Regions from separate parts of the Homo sapiens genome. Here region 1 is linked to region 2. Evidence: chromatin loops called from intact Hi-C (ENCODE). Cell type or tissue: gastrocnemius medialis. All regions are shown on one strand. Each heading gives the region's core, and the rest is flanking DNA. Links, peaks and the distances in the headings are about the cores only. Region 1 has its middle 15 kb from the start of MYLK3. Region 2 overlaps MYLK3 (myosin light chain kinase 3).

Evidence for each region. A loop is a pair of places that touch in the nucleus more often than their neighbours do. Peaks named below come from ENCODE experiments on the same cell type or tissue, not always from the same donor. Only the 100,000 strongest peaks of a DNase experiment are listed, where the experiment ranks them.
Region 1: a loop joins it to region 2, with 6 times the contacts of the local background. A loop is called at or near these places in 7 of 110 quality-filtered maps.

Annotation. Positions count from the first base shown.
Region 1 is chr16:46,761,990-46,764,907 of GRCh38, reverse strand. It overlaps a transcript of MYLK3 not described here. Among named protein-coding and RNA genes, the nearest start is that of MYLK3, 15 kb to the right of the region's middle. In gastrocnemius medialis, for the core only: no CTCF peak of the experiment used is centred there; a DNase peak (open chromatin) is centred at 1,527; H3K4me3 peaks cover 599 bases; H3K27ac peaks cover 2,500 bases.
Region 2 is chr16:46,710,067-46,712,984 of GRCh38, reverse strand. It overlaps MYLK3 (myosin light chain kinase 3), which reads left to right. Exons shown (of 13, transcript NM_182493.3): 10 at 209-337; 11 at 2,196-2,348. Among named protein-coding and RNA genes, the nearest start is that of ORC6, 22 kb to the right of the region's middle. In gastrocnemius medialis, for the core only: no CTCF peak of the experiment used is centred there; a DNase peak (open chromatin) is centred at 1,694; H3K27ac peaks cover 2,380 bases.

The sequences.
Region 1 (2,918 bases), core at 188-2,687, 52 kb before region 2:
TCTCAGCCTTGCCTCAGCCTCCTGACTAGCTAGGATTACAGGCATGCGCCACCACGCCCGGCCAATTTTTGTATTTTTAGTAGAGACAGGGTTTTGCCATGTTGGCCAGGCTGGTCTCGAACTCCTGACTTTAAGTGATCCGCCCACTGCGGCCTCCCAAAGTGCTGGGATTACAAGCATGAGCCACCACATCCAGCCTAGTATTTTTTAAAACTAAGGAATTTAAAATGCTTGGCAGGAGGCCTGGCATGAATATATGCTCAACCGAGATGAGGTATTGTGATCACTAATTGGCTCTGATAGGAGCACACATGGGTTTTTGGGGAGCACATGGGCCACTCAGCAAACCCAACTTTAGTTCATGTGATGTGCTTGGTTATCCAGTAAGGTCCACAGGGCACTTTAGAGGCAAAGAAGTTGAAATTAGTTAAAAGTGACAATACATGGTATTTACTGACCAACTGGCAGGAAATTCACCCAAAAATCTTCACCTCCAATTTCCTTTTTTTTTTTTTTTTTTTGTTTGAGACAGGGTCTCATGCTATTACCCAGGCTGGAGTGCAGTGGCGTGATCATAGAGCACTGCAGCCTCAACTCCTGGGCTCAAATGATCCTCCTGCCTCACCCTTCCAAGTAGCTGGGACTACAGGCACCCACCACCACACCTGGCTAATTATTGATTTTTTTTTTTTTTTTTAGATACAGGATCTTGCCATGTTGCCCTAGCTTGGAATCCAACTCCTGGCCTCAAGTGATTCTCCCATCATGACCTCTCAAGTAGGTGGGACTATGGGTGCCTGCCACCATGCCTGGCTAATGTTTTTTATCTTTATTTTTTGTAGAGACAGGGGTCTCTATGTAGAGACAGGGGCCACTATGTTACCTAGGCTGGTTTCAAACTCCTGGCCTTAAGCACTATTTTCACCTTGGCCTTTCAGAAGGCTGGGATTACAGGTGTGAGCAACCAGCCCAGCCTCCCCTTCCAATTTCTAGTGTGACTGTAGCCATCAGAGAAACACTTTTCAGGTAGTAATTTTTATTACCTGGTGGATGCCCCAGTAACTTCTTATTTTCTGGATCTAATTCTGAGTGGTCATTCCAGGACACTTAATTAATAAACATAAAAGTAAACATGGCAGCTGGGAATTATAAGTGCAAATTCAGTTGCCCATCAGGAATGTAACAAGTGACCTGCACGCTTTGCTACAGCAAAGCATGGATGCTCATTTCATCCACGGAAATGAGCAGAGGGAGGGCTGTTTTGATCTAGGCACCCGGGTCCCAGATGCCTGAGAGCTATTTCTCCCCAAGGGCCAGACTGCAGCAGAGCCAATGAGTTTGCCTTTGAGATGTTCCCATTTGTTCGCCCAGCTCCAAGAGAAGTCATCGCCTTCATTGTGGGTTGTTTTGGGCAAATGATGGAGGAATTAGCAGCATGGCCTGGAGCGGCTCTGAGCAGGCCTGGGCCAGCTGACACACGCCACTTAGGTTTCCAGGGAGCCAAGCTGTCCCCACTCACGCACGGCTGATGCACTTGTGGCTAAATGCGGTGCAGTCAGGGCCCCGGGCCAGATTCAGGGCAGGAAATAGAATACCACCTCCATTGCCAGGGAAACAATGGTCTACGGACATGATTTAAACTGGAGCCAACGAGAACGCTCAGAGGGCCGACCAGCAGAGGAAGGGAGACCAGAGGGCAGCTTGCACAGATCTTGTCTTGGGTTATAACTGTTGACAAGCCACTTAACTGCCTCCAGGTTTAAGTTTGTCTGTGTATAAGATGGAGGTAACAATATTTATACATCTCACTGGAGACTTATGAAAACAAGATTTTGGACAGATCCCTTGGGACCCATGGATGGAAAGTGGTATGTAAGTGCAGTGATAAACCTACTGTGTGTGTGTGGGGGGGTGTTTTCAGCAGTGTATTAGGGACTTGTAGACCCACCAGAAAACACTTTTGGAGTCTGATCAAAAACGACAAGAAAAATGAGCAGCTCTTGGTTGCAAGTGCATGGGTTTGCTTTGGTTTTGTACAGGTCTGGGAGAATTGCATGTGTAACTCAGACTTCAGAATTGTTTTCCACCTGTCGCTGTGATGAGTCATACAGGTGCTCAGATCATCTGAGAATGCTGTAGTGATTGTTCCCAAATATTTGCCAACTTTGCTTTACAAAACTTCCCAATTCTACTGTGTGGTTTATGAGTTGTACATGGAGTCTGGAACATTTCTTCCCAAGGTGGGTGGGGAATCTATTTAAAAACAAAGCACACAGGAGGATAATTGTTCCTTCCCCGTGACATGTGTGATTTCTGAGGAGTCTTCCTGCGGCTGCTAAATAGACATGTTTCTGTTCATTTAAGCCTAAGCAATTGACCTCAGACCTCCCAATAACGTTTGTAAATGTTTTCCGTCAGCTGGGGTCCTGCGGGAGTCTATTGCTCCGTGTTCTTGGTTAGTTAAACCTGTCTCTTAGGCGTATCATCTGTCTAGAATAATTCCTCTGGCTCTAGGTGAATGATGACTATTATAGAAAAAAATTGTTGAGTAATAAACTACACACTTAATTTTTTATTAGAAAAATATAAATGAAATATAGAAAATAGAGATTATCTGTAATTCTCACAGGCGGAATGAACCATACTGGCATACATACATGTATATTTTCAACAAAAATGGGATTCTATGTATACGCTTGAGGTGAAGTCTTTACCTAGTAAACCTGGAAGAGCATTGCATATCCTTAGAGATTTTTGCCTTTTTGCCTGCAGCAGGGAGGGGTCCTGCTTCTGTTGCCCGCCTGCGGGGTGGCAGAATGAGAGGCCTTGGAAGAACTTTCAAAGACTCGTTCCTTGAGATGTTGCTCCACTTAGCGCCCCTGTGTTTTGGCAACAACATGCTTCCCAGAAGTGGTAAA
Region 2 (2,918 bases), core at 285-2,784:
GATTCTATCGCTGACTTAGAAAAGCCAGAAGTTTGGGGCCTGGGATCTGATTATTCCCCAGTAATTCACAGGTGTAATGTGGGTGTGGAGTCCAGGCCATATGGCTGATGGGAAGTGGGGAATGTCTGCATCCCACCAGAAATGAGCCCCAGCACCACATCTCCCAGGCCTCACCCCATGCTTCTTTGTACCCTCCCCTTCTCCCCAGGTACAAGCCTCGAGAGAAGCTGAAGGTGAACTTCGGCACTCCTGAGTTCCTGGCCCCAGAAGTCGTCAATTATGAGTTTGTCTCATTCCCCACAGACATGTGGAGTGTGGGAGTCATCACCTACATGCTGTGAGTGCTTAGCACCCTGGCTCTGAAGTGGGGACAGGGGTCATTTGTCTTCCTTTGGGTAATCTTAGAAGCAAAATTTTGAGCACAAGTAGTCTATTTGGGAGGTAACCCCAGGAAACCCCAATAGAGGAATAGGGTAGTGAGATGGGGAAGGAAAGGAGCCAGGGAAGGGTATGTTATCAAGCCAGTTACCATATTTACAAGGCAGTCGTATTTCCAAGTTATAATTTTAGTAGGTTAATATTGAAAAAATTGAGATGTGCCGATATTATTCCCTGGAACAAAGGTCTAAAGGCCTGTTTCTCGGTGAGGAAGGCCTACTTGGGCTTCAGCAGCTGTATCAAAGTTATGGGTTGAGCTGGGCATGGTGGCTCATGCCTGTAATCGCAGCACTTTGGGAGGCCAAGGTGGGAGGATTGCTTGAGCCAAAGAGTTCAAGACCAACCTGGGCAACATAGGGAGACCCTGTCTCTACCAAAACCAAAAAAAATTAGTTGGGCATTGTGGTGCGTGCCTATCGTCCCAGTTACTAGGGAGACTGAGGTGGGAGGATTGCTTGAGCCTGGGAAGTTGAGGCTGCAGTGAGCCATGATCATGCCATTGCATTCCAGCCTGAGTGACAGAGCAAGACCATGTCTCAAAAAAAAAAAAAAAAAAATTATGGCTTGAGCCATTGAATTTTTTGGTACTGAGACATAAAAGTAATAACTGAAAATAACAAAGGTATTCATCGAGAGTAAGGCCCGATTGTGGGCAACTGGAGTTTCATTCTGCTGGGGAACTCCAGAATGCATCATGGAATACCCCCTGAGAGTTATTTCATCTAGGGGGTATTTATACACTAATTCTTACCAGTTATTCCTTGTGGACTAATGGAGATGGGGTGGAATTGATTTCCTGATACTTCTGGGTGGGTAAAGCAAGCTTCAGCTGGAGAGAAAGCCCTCCAGCAAAGACATGCAGGTGCTTTGGTACAAATGGAGCTGGATCATGCCTATAATCCCAGCACTTTGGGAAGCTGTGGCGGGAGGATTGCCTGAGCCCAGGAGTTTGAGGCTGCGGTGAGCTATGATTGCACCATAGCACTCCAGCCTGGGTGACAGAATGAGGCACTGTTTAAAGACAAAACAAAATAAAAACCCAAATGAGGCTGGAGTGCACCGAAGGGGTAAGGGGGTGGGGGGCAGGGCAGGATACCCTTTGTGGCATCATTGAACCCCTGTGCTCCCTGTTTTCTTCTCTGTCTGGCTGTGGACTTCCCGTGGCTGCTTCCTCAGAGGTAAAGTCATGTTTTACTTCTGGTCTCCTGATTATTGTGTAACTGCTGCGCACTGTCCCTGCACTCAGATATGGGAGCTGCGCCAGGCTGGGGAAGTTCAGATCCCTGAGGCTGGCCGTCAGGGTGTCCTGATTCTCTATCCTCCCTCAGGCGGGAACCTAATAAAGCCCATTTTCCTTTGGCTTGGGGCCTGGGTAGCATCTAAATAAGCCTGGCTGTCTCAAGGACATGGAAGGCTATTTCTATTTCTAAAATTAAATCAATGTGTACTTGATAACTGGGCATACCAAGTTGGGCCCTAATTTTACTCTTTACTTCAGGAATGAGGTGGAAAGAGGTGAGCACAAGAGGGGACTTATTCCAAAAATTCTTCTTGCCTCCAAATTTTAAATCCTTCCGCTTCCTCCCTTTAATGAACACACTGGACTCCATCCTGTGGAGAAGTAGTGGAGGTGCTTTTATTTTGAACCCTCTTGGTTCTGGCTAGGTCCACTTGAACTCTGTAAGCTTCTCTATTCTGCCAATGCATGTTGGCAAATGTGGCCTCCACCTACTGATGGTCCTTTCTCTCTTCTATAGACTCAGTGGCTTGTCCCCATTTCTAGGGGAAACAGATGCAGAGACCATGAATTTCATTGTAAACTGTAGCTGGGATTTTGATGCTGACACCTTTGAAGGGCTCTCGGAGGAGGCCAAGGACTTTGTTTCCCGGTTGCTGGTCAAAGAGAAGAGGTACCTTTCATTGCTTGTCACTCATGGGCCCTTCTGATGGGGACCCCAGGTCTGGGAGCTGGGCAGGACTGCTGACCGTGAAGGTCCTTCTTCCTGTGGACAAATTCCATTCAAGATTTCTTAGTTTGCTACTTCTTTGGAAAAATAAAGGGAACAGAGAAAGGGACAAAGGAAATCAATGAAACAACAAACAAGTAGGGGCATAAAATATAGTTTTAGAAAGAAGCATATGTAGATTGGTCCTATCTGCAAGTTATCAGTTGTCATAGGCTAAGGTTGAAGAAAAGAACTGAGATATGCAGATGTTATTTCCAGAATAAAGATCTGAATACCTTGTTTCTTGGTGAAGAAGATCTATTTAGGCTTCAGCGTCTATATCAAAGTCATGGGTCAAGCCATTTGAGTTTTTTGATACTCAGAATAAGGTAATAACTGGACATAACCAAAGGTATTAACCACCCAAGGCTAAGGCCCAGGAGTCTGGGCTCTAAGACAGCTTGTATTTCCCTGACTTTTACAATTTTGTTTCTTTCTGACTGTGAAAAGTTATGTGAGAGGAAAAAAAATTCT